Regions from separate parts of the Homo sapiens genome. Here all the other regions are linked to region 1. Evidence: chromatin contacts called from ENCODE Hi-C data. All regions are on one chromosome and are shown on one strand. The core of a region is the stretch at or near the end of the contact, and the rest is flanking DNA. Distances in the headings are between cores, read along the strand shown.

Region 1 (3,463 bases), core at 269-2,768:
TTGAGATGGATTCCACAGGCTCTACTGGGTAGTGGATCCAAGATGGCTGTGTGATCCTGGACAAGCCTCATCTGTAAAATGGCAGCAATACCTGCCCTATCTAACTCATAGAGTGGCTGTCAGACTCAGAGAAGACAACAAGTGAATGCTTGGGGACCTGACCAGTTGTAATGGCACAAGTGGGAAAATGCTTCCCATTCTCGTTCTTTTTCTCTCTCATTCACTTATGTCCCCATATCTGTAGTCAGGCATTTGTGGTATAAATAGCTTGGTTAGGAGTAGAGTGGGTAGCCATGAGCAGGGTGTGGAAGTTAAAATGGCACCTTTGCCAATTCCAGCCAAGCCTATGGCCAACAGCCAGGCCTGGCCTCTTCCACTTGACACTGGCCTGCTGGTGAGACTCACAAGACCTCCTTGCTTTGTAAACATCATCCAAAATTCTTCCATCAGTTGACATCACCATCTAGTGGGGTCTTCTCTCATGGGAACTTCTGCTCAGAGAGCGAATTGCTATGAGTCAGTAGGAATGACTAACAGAGATTCCAGAGAGAAGACACTGCCAGTTCATGGCCTCTTAAAGAAATGAATACATCAGTTAAAAGGCTCTTGTCTGCTGTCTATGACTTTCAGAACAACTTCTCCCAGTTGTCTGACATTGAGAGTAATGGAACCCTTGGGAGAAGTATCAACGTAATTAACAAACTTAGACATAATGATCCCTGATACTTTTAACAAAACATAAAATAACCAAGAAATGTCTACCACTTTATAAGTTCACATTGGAAACACACCTGATATAAATAATGAGTCAGAACAGTGGTTTCACTATTAAAAGTCAGCAGGTTTCATTATTAAAAGTCAGCCAAGAAAACGTGAAAACTTACAGGCTGAAAGAATAATTAAAGGCGATCACTATAGATTTTAAGCATTATTAGTTCTCAAAACTTCTGACTGGCTGATGATGAAGACAAATTCATTCTAATTGTCCTTGATAATTTCATGCTTTTAAAATCTCATGGCAAGACCAACTTGGGAGCCATAGTCCTCAACAGTGGGCATGGTCAGAATGATGGCTGGTAAGAGCAGAGCCCTAATCCATGACAGAATCTGTTAGCCTGCATGGATACAAGTGGGATGATGACTAATGAAGCCACTATTTAGCATTGTATCTAGGATTTCCTTGCCATCTGTAAACCGTGACCCCTCCCTTCAGGCAGTTTTTTAACCTGAGGTGGTTACCTGTTTTTGTTTGCTGTCCTACACTCCTGGCCCCTTGATAGAATTCAACTCTTCTTTGATAACGATTCAGTCTTCCCCTGTTCAAGTGATCAATGTGGGGCTGACCCCACCTCAGCTTCAGAGATGAGCATGTGACCCTGCCTGGCCAATGAGAATACCATATCTCTCTGACCATAGTGATTGGTTAAGGGATGAACATGTGGCCCACAGCTGACCAATCAGAGCTACTGAGACTCAGTTCTATGGTTTCAATGGAAACCACTGAAAAAGAGAAACTCTCTTTTGGCTAGAGTTGCTGTGAGGATGGAATGGGGAACCTGGACAGCTCCAGCAATCTTACTGCAGAAGGTGCTTCTGGGTGGATCCCAGGCAGAGGAATCAGAGGCAAAACATGGAGGGAGTGAACTCCTGAAATCACTTGGGTTCTGAATCCAGCCAAGCCCGAAACCAGCCCTGCCCTGGGCTTTTCAGGTACTTGAGCCAATGCATTCTCTTTTCCTCTTCATCAAGGTTTGTTTAGAGTTTGCATCCCACGTGACTGAACAGAATGGACATTGCTCTTAGCAAGGGACAGTAACCATGAGTCCAAGTCCTGAAACAGAGATGGGGTCCCCTTCCTCCCTTCTCACTGGTTTCCTTCCTCCTGAGTGGGGTCTATCTGAGCCTGGCATTTCCTTCGTGACAGTTTCATTTGCTCCTGGACGGTTCCCTTGCTCACCATCAGCCCTCGGGCCAGCTCTAACACTCAGTTTGTCCAGATAATGTTAGGAACCTGTAAAGAGGAACTCTATGTTGTTCAACTTTTTCTCTCATTAGCACACTGTTTTTCTGTCCCGGGTGATGCAGGCTGAATGCAAAGCAGCAAGATGTGCTGGTTTGAATTCCGTGGCCTTCCTTCATCAGCCTGAGTGTTTGTGTACACACAGCTGGGCTGCAACGTCAGTTTCTGTCTGATGGCTCAGAGCCACAATTTTACCCTGTTATTGATGCCCATTATGTCATTTTAGAAAATGTAGGGATGTGGCTGTCCAACTTATCTGAATATCTGTATATAAATAAATAAATGTACATTTAAATCCATCCTAACTTTGACGTGATCTGAGGGAAAAATGAGGTCTTTGTGTTTTCCCATAGAAATAAGAAGAAAGTAGGTTAATAAACCATCAGTATCACAAGCAATAATGCAACACATGAAATATCATTTGCAAATTATTTTTGCAATTACAATGTTGGTTTTCCATGAAGAGTTGTAGCAGCTGCCTCCTCTCTCAAATAACATATTCACCTGTGGACAGATGGGGAATTGCTAAGATCCCAGCTTATGTTTGTGAAAAGAGAAGCACCACAGTTTAGTGAGCAAGGAGGTTACTAAGCTTGGTGTGCACTCAAAGGCCATGTCTGCACTGTGTGTGATGAAGTGGAGGCTTTGGATACCCATCAGCAAGTTTTATGTTAATAAAATATTTTTTCTTCTATCAAATGCTAAGACCAAAAAGTTTGTCATCTGAATGTAATCGCGTAATTGTCTTGACTCTCAGCTCCATTTTGTGCTCAGAAGAAAGCAGTTGTGTCACGAAATGGAAAGATGAGGTCTAGGTTCAGTAGACCAGTATTGGCATTCTGGGAAAAATAAGACCCCAAAGATAACTTTTTACCATGATTTCACAGACAAATAGGACCTGAGATTTTCTTTTTATGGAGCAAGAAAGCAATGCTTATGAGGACCAGATCTGGGTCTAGTACTACCAAAGAGACTGCAGAGACTTGTGGAGGCATGTGATGGTGTTTCTGAACAATGTTTTTAAATTGTATATGTTTTGTAACAGGAAGAGAGAGATAGGGAAAGGGAGGCGGGAGGAAGGAAAGAAGAAAATAAGAGGAAGGAAGGAAGAATGGAGGAAAATTTCTCTTAATCAGAGAAATAATGAGAGCAAAAAAGAAAAAGAAACCCAGAGAGTCAGAATTCTATTGCAGCATCGTTGGCTAGAGAAAAGGACACTCGGGATTTGACAGGTCGTTGGGAGTGGCTGCTGGGTTTGAGCAGAGTATAACACATCAAGAGCTATGATATACGAAACTGAGTAGGCTTATTTCTTGCATGGCAGAGGAAGGATTAGAACCAATGAGTAGGAAAGAGACTTTGGTTCAGTTTTAAGAACTTTCTTAATAGAGAAATGGGCTTGCCAGTGAGTAGTGAGTTTCTTGTCTGGAGACTTTCCAGCAG
Region 2 (3,463 bases), core at 267-2,766, 4.5 Mb after region 1:
GTCATGAGGCCTGTGGCACCCCGATGGGGACTGAGCATTCACTCTTCTGCCCACGTGAGGAACCAACAAAAGCTGGCAAGGACACCCCAGGATAACACCCAAACACGTCGACTCGTGCGAAAGGCCTCATGCACGATCCTTTCTTGCTGTGGCAAAACCGTTAAGTTTCTCTCAACACACACAAAACCGAAGTAAAATGCTCATCCTCTGGCTCCCCTACAGTAGTAAAAATTAATTGCCACATAAAATTGCTGATTCCTACCAAATGAAGCTGTACGATTTATCAGCTCATGGATGGCGCAAACTCAATGGTGGTTTAACTACATCACCTGAGTTATTGCTGTGTTTTCTCTCAGTGACAGCTTTACGGGGAATGTAAGTTTTGCGAATTCATTCATGTAGGACAAACTTCCAAAGTAAACAAAAGCATTAAGCAGACACAGCTCTCCCGTGGCTATGTCACAGCGATTCTCAAAGCCACAGGGTGTCTGGGCAAGAAGGGTGGACACCCCGTGTAGGGACCCCTGCAGCAACTCCATCAGGCACGGTTTTCCCCCACCCCCAGGCTGCAGTGCCACCTTCCAGGGGTGCTCTCTGCTGAAGCCCTCAACCCCCCGCACCCCAACTTTAGAGGCCATCGTAATTTAATTATCCAACTCCAATTCCACATAGGAATCCAGTTATTTAAAATGCATTAAAAAAATAAATCACTGCCAGTAGGTTTTGTATTTTTGGCCAGGACAAAGAATTTATAAACAGCTTATATATATGGTGTGGAAGACAGTTAGATGGTGAATACCTCAGGGAACACCATAGTCTCCTCGGTTTTCACCAGAGTTTGCCTGGGAGCCGGGACATCCCTATCATTTTATGGGCTATTTCTGTTTTCTTCATCATTTGTCCCCTGTCCATTAGACAACAATGGATTGATCTTTTTCTAATCTGAATTAGGCCAGGCACAAACAGGTAAGTTACCTTCCGGTTTCCATAATTACGGGAACAGGCAAGTACTTCTTCCAAACTCAGGCCTTCAGAGAAAAATAACTGTGGTGGGAGGGGTGCAATCCCTGGGGAAACAGCGTTCTTGGTGAGGACAATGCTGAGGTCACCCATCGGTCTCCGAAGAATAGCAGTTCTACTTCTCAAGGGAAGAGAGCCCCAACTCTAAGAATTTCAGGTACATGAAAAAAAAGTGCCACAATCCATTGTCCAAGTTTGCCTTATGTTCTATTTATAGTCAGAGTGCGTGCTCTGAATCTGTTTTAGAATCATGTTCTTCAGGACAACTTGAAATAAAAATCAGAGAAGTTTAGTTTCAAAAAAGGCAGAGAGGTGACTATCCACCCAGGAGACTTCACCCATTCCCGCCACGCCAGTGTCCCCAGTCAGCCTTGACCCTGCTTCCCTGACTGTGTAGTGAGATGTGGGGATTCAGCCCAAGGCTTGTGGTTAAAGACAGAGGAAGAAAAGACAAAGAATGAAACCTTTCTGGTTTGGTGACTTAGCTCAGAGCTGGTCTGGCTCTTCTCTACTTTCTTGCCAAGTTTTGCATATTTGGGATTTCAGTTTCACAAGCTTCCCCACCTCACTGGTTTTACTGCTTAACGAGCAGAGAATATGCTCTAATGATTATCTGAAACACACCCACAGGTAACCACAACTGTTTCACACAGAACAGGAAATGCCCAGCAAAGAAACTCTCACTTGATGATGAAATGTTTGCCACTAGAAAATACATCGTACTGTCCCCATTCCATGGGCTCCCCAAACCACTCTGCACAAAAACTGTGGTTGCGGAGGGGCTGCTTGACAGACTGTTCTTTGACTGGGCTCTTCAGGTTCCAGTCTTTCCAGGGAGGTCCAGCCATCATCAGATCCAAATGGAAGTCTTGCAACTGGGGCACTCTGCTTGAACTCAAATGCCCCCAACAAGAGCCTTGTTCTCTTTGTGATGATTTCCTGTGCTGCACACATGAATCTGTGCTTTTCTCAATGTGCACTTTTTAAAAAATTGAAAACAACCCAAGGATGAGTCAACATTTTAATGCAGCTCATACCTGACTGTCAACTTCAGCAAAATAAAGGGAAGGAAGAGCAAAGCCCGCAGGGGCTTTGGGGAAGGCGAGGTGGCGAAGGGAAGAGGCAGGATCCGGCTAACAAATGCCAGTATCAGGGAAATACCAAGTCCACATCCTGCGCAGTCAGCTCCCCAGGATTTGTTTTTGTGGGTCTCTGAGCTGAGAGCTAAGGGGGCCGGAGGGAGAAAGTGGGAGGTAAAGTTAGAGGAGGGACTCACTGTAGGAGCACACTGCCAGCTCTTGTGGCCAGCCCCAGTGGAAAAGAAATCCCACTAAATTTACATCCATTCGTGCTCCATATGAAGAAGCTGAGGGTCACTGTCCTCTTCTAGCTATTTCATTCAGCTGGCTTTCCAGTCTATCAGAAAAATGCCATCATCGGCTGGGTGTGGTGACTCTCACCTATAATCCCAACACTTTGGGAGGCTGAGGTGGGCGGATAGCTTGAGCCTAGGATAGCTTGAGACCAGCCTGGGCAACATGGCGAAACCCTGTCCTAAGAAAAATACAAAAATTAGCCTGGCTTGGTGGCATGCGCCTGTAATCCCAGCTACCCAGGTGGCTGAGGTGGGAGGATCGCTTGAGCCCAGAAGGCAGAGGTTACAGTGAGCCCTGATTGTGCCATGGCACTCTAGCCAAAAAAAAAAAGCCGTCATCTTCTTGATGGTGAACTCCCTCTAATGCTCAGGCTGATGTCCTAACACCCAGGACAACGTCTGAGTGACCAGTGGCTCTTGGCTGAGGGATGTGAGCTATGAGCCCCTACATCACAGCTTCTGTTAACATGGCGATGGCTAGGCACAGGCAGCCACCCCTCTACCAAGCCACATCCCAAATCCTAACCCCAGCAGAGCCAGAGACTCAATGCTTTGTGTCACATGGAGCTACCAACATCAGGACCAGCGAGAAATCGGGAAAACATCAAGTCAGAACGTCCCGTGCCTTCTAAGCAGTCAGGTGCATGCACCATGCTAGGTGAGTGCAGGGCAGGAACGGAAGGCAAGCAGGGTGCGCAGATGTAACGGGGGAAGCAGGCACGGCCAAGCACCCTAGAAAGTGCTGTCATGTTTCGTACAGGAGCCTGCTGGGGGTAGCTCACGGGGACTGGAAGCATGGCCCTGAAGTGTGGGCAGCATCTTTTCTGTTTGCACGACTCAAAGTCTGCCTGGTGGAGGAGGGTGACACCTGCACAGAAGCCAGGGAGCACAGTGCACCAACCTTCAGTGTAATCTCCAGTCCTGCCACTGACTCGTGAGCTGTGTGACTCTGGGTACATCACCTGAGCCCTTCACACCTGGGGGTTTCTTATCCATAAATGGAACGACCTCACCAGAATTTTAAAATGTAACAAAAAAGGAACTAGCCCATGTGTCGATCAGTAAATG
Region 3 (3,463 bases), core at 563-3,062, 3.6 Mb after region 1:
GCACCAGCCCCAGCACGCCGTCTTGAACATGGGGAGCATGCAATAGACATCTGAGGAAGGAATGTCAAGTGGACCCCTGGTGTGTCTACCCCGAGCAGAAGCAGCTGCAAGAAGAGGAGAAGGGGGTCTTCCCAGACATGCAGGGACATCAGAACAACATGTGAGCCAGGCAGGTGCCACAGCCCTGAGAGCATAGAGCTGGGGGATATTCAGGAGGAGGTGTTTGGTTGCAAATGAAAAAAACCCAAATCAGTTACCTCGGCCAAAAAGGGGGGCCCTTCATAAGCTACTATAAAGGGCGGCCTAGGGAGTGCATCCCAGGCACTGCTGGATCCAGGGTCTGAAGTGACTGATGCCCGGAGCCACCCTTCTGTCTGTTGATGCCTCATTCTCTGCTCCTTGACCCTCCTACGGGGACAGGCTCTGTTCCTGTACCAGGAACTTGCTGGCCTGTGGGCCCTTAGTCTCATCTTCCATCCCACGTACCTAGTCACAACACACCGCCCCATTGGTGCCGGCTAGTATGCCCTGAACCAGAACAGGGGGAGGAGGGCAGTCTTTGACCAGGATGGTGCCATGCGATGATCCTGTGGCCAAGTGGGCACTTTGACCTTTGCTCCCTCCTCCTGCATCCTTCCAGTCAGTGGCCACCCAATTTCTGCCCAGGGACCCTTCTGTCCTCCTCCCTGTCCCCCTCTGGGACGCCTGCTCCTTCTCTCTGCCCCTCCTCCACTCTTTCTCCCCCGCCATCTCCCTGCCTTACAGAAATTGCTATTTCCTTATGCATCAACTCAAACAACACCAATTATGACTTCACCCAGGAAAACAGTACTGGATGGAACCCGTGGCCGCTCGTGATGGTAGAAGCTGCGATTAGTAGTTTGATATGGACGAAAAGTGATTTAAGAAGCAAATCTCTGCTGTAAGATTCTAAATGCAAAAAAAAAAAAAATTGATCCCTATGAAAATAATTTCAGCAAAATGGAAATGGAAACATCAGGAATGGCTTAACTGCGCTGTATAGAAAATTGATAGAGGGATTACATCAGCTTAATGGGGTCCCCGCTGGAATTCTGATACTTTCTAGATGAAAACTCATCACTGTTGGGTAATTCTGGTTAAAATGCTGACATTCAAAATGACTTTGGGGTCAAAATATCCACAGAAGCAAAAGAGTTAGGTCAAATGTCCCAATCTCTGACCAAGGAGTTAAGGTTTTATACTTAGTAGCCCCAACAGAAGTAGGGGATGAGATGAAGCAGTGTCCCTAAAGACAAAGTGGAGGAGGTGGGAATAATTCCAGAAAAACAGTGGAGAGAAGGAGCTGGATTACAGACACAAATGCTGAGCTTCCCGCCTGACTCCCTGCTGAGGCATGGGTGCCTCTCGGTCCCTGCAGGCTCGATCCCTGCAGATCTCTGCAGATCGTATCCATGATGGGGAAGGCCCCCTTCCGCCCTCTGCCAGCCCTGCACCCAGCTTCTGCAGCCCAGGGGCTCCCACCTACCACGTGGTGGCCTGAAGCCCCCACCAAAGTCCCAGCAGCCTCATGCCAAACTGACTTCTGTGAGTCCCAAACACAAACAGAAAGCAAAAGTGCTTAGCAAGTGCTATTTTTTCTAAATGACATTTATTGTTTTTGTTTTTCTAACCACAATATAGTGTAGTCTGAGGCAGAAGCTTTGGAAGAGGCAGAAAAGAGAAGGAAAAGTATCCACTCCAGCCCCCTGCTCATGGAGGAGCGCCGCTGACCACGTGGAGCCTGGCACCTGCGCATCTGGAAGGAAGGGCAGGCCCCGGAACCTGCGGTCATAATCGTGCCTGTGGGAGAGCCCAGCCAAGGAGAGGGCTCCCTTCCAGCTCCTTGCCAGGACACACAGCCCTAAGTGTGTCCTGGGCTGCTCAGAGCTGCCATTCCCACCTGTGACGTAGGGGCCACATGCTGGCTTCAGGAGGGCGGTGAAGACCTGGGGCTGCGGAGACGAATGGAGCCCCCCACAGTGGTTCTCCAGCATAACCTTCTGAGCTTCATTCTCCCCATGGGGAAAATCAGAGTAACCATCCCACAGGGCTGCTGGGAGGTGAAATGAGCGATTTCCAGGCCTGTGTTTGTGTCCTCCTGGCAAGCACCCTATCAGGCCAGGATGCTTGTCATTTCCACTTTACAGATAAAGGAAATGAGGCCGGGGGCATAAGTTATCCCTGACCAAGACCTCACGGCTAGGAAGTAATAGGACTGGGACTCACACCTCAGCTTGTGAGAGCCTGGAGCTCTCTTAACCATGTGGCTACCCAGTGGGAGGGAGAGGAGGAGGCTTCCCTCACTGAGGAGAGAGGAACCACATGGCCCTATCACCAACCAAGTCACTCTCTGGGGACCATGGCATTCCCTCTCGAGGAGCCCCCAAAGTCAGCAGCGCTTCATTCATCCTTCCATACATTCTAACTTCCAAGTCTCCAGAAAGAACGAGATGAGTCATTTCTGACCAGGGAAACCTAACAGTTAAAAAGGGGCCTGTTTCTCTTCCAGTTTCCAGGTGCGAGGGTCAGAGGATGTGGTCAGAAAGGACTTTTTTAAAAAGTATTCTACGTGTCACTGGTTACCGCACACTGCCAGGGCTGCACGTTGAGTCGGATGTCCACACCTACATGGTCCCCTAGGACTCCTCCCAAAACACAAGGGGCCCCTGGGCCCCTGGCCAGAGCCCCCCGTCGCCCAGCCCCTCACTCCCCAGGCTGCACAAACATTTGTCTTTCCAAATCAGGAAGCTGCCCTCCGCCGCCTTTCAGAAGCAAAGTAAAAACAGCTGCTATTTTTGAAAGGGTATTTTTGTAAAACAATCTCTGGTTTCCTTCAGGAATTTCAACCCCAGAGCCCCCTTGGTGATGTGGTTTCTGTAGGAGTGAACATACATCCGACCGCGCAGGCAGGGGGACTGCCGCTCGCTGTCCCCTCCACCTCTCCGCCGAGGCATGCCCGGTGTCCAGCAACCCTCACAGCCCCAGTCATCCACTCAAGTCCATTTTCACCAGCATCTCTTAGCCCCTGCTTTCTGTCAGAAGATGCAGGGACTCCAAGATACAGAGAAGTGGGTCTCTGCCCCTCAGGGGCTCACAGCCCAGGACAGACACACAGATCAGCATCTGCGATGCACCGCGGTCTCTTGTATATTTCATGCAGCCTCTCACGCCTTGTCTGTCGGGGTCCCTGCACACTGGGCACCACAACCAAGCCTTGAGGAGGAGTTGGCCCAGTTCCAGCAGCCCTCAGGCTGCTCACAGTCCAGTGGGGAGGCCTGAGCGTAGGGCCAGGTGGCCCAGGGAAGGGGGGGATTCACAGATTCACCCTGTGTAGGGCCCAAAGGGAAGCCTCATGGGGTCAGGGTATTTGCATGAATGGACGCAGCTGAGTTCACCAGGCGTCCAGGCAAGGAAACAGCAGGACAGAAAACATCAAGAGCTC

The links. A loop is a pair of places that touch in the nucleus more often than their neighbours do. Pooled maps may share reads with other maps.
Region 2: a loop to region 1 is called in a pooled map, with 21 times the contacts of the local background. The contact joins the enhancer-like site here to the promoter of LINC02930 in region 1. A Hi-C loop is called at or near these places in 6 of 37 single-sample maps with no recorded cell type and 3 of 50 pooled maps.
Region 3: a loop to region 1 is called in a map with no recorded cell type, with 22 times the contacts of the local background. The contact joins the enhancer-like site here to the promoter of LINC02930 in region 1. A Hi-C loop is called at or near these places in 5 of 37 single-sample maps with no recorded cell type and 2 of 50 pooled maps.

What each region holds. Positions count from the first base shown.
Region 1 is chr10:120,607,064-120,610,526 of GRCh38, forward strand. LINC02930 (long intergenic non-protein coding RNA 2930) reads left to right here and starts at 1,519. Exons shown (of 5, transcript XR_002957103.2): 1 at 1,519-1,710.
Region 2 is chr10:125,063,360-125,066,822 of GRCh38, forward strand. The region is part of intron 2 of CTBP2 (C-terminal binding protein 2); the gene reads right to left. Among named protein-coding and RNA genes, the nearest start is that of MIR4296, 32 kb to the left of the region's middle. RefSeq lists an enhancer at 1-221. Within about 2 kb of position 1,517, at least 15 of the 41 ENCODE cell types and tissues checked have a DNase peak (open chromatin) inside an H3K27ac peak, as active enhancers do.
Region 3 is chr10:124,219,244-124,222,706 of GRCh38, forward strand. No RefSeq gene overlaps it. Among named protein-coding and RNA genes, the nearest start is that of CHST15, 130 kb to the left of the region's middle. RefSeq lists enhancers at 2,240-2,339, 2,350-2,529. Within about 2 kb of position 1,813, at least 6 of the 41 ENCODE cell types and tissues checked have a DNase peak (open chromatin) inside an H3K27ac peak, as active enhancers do.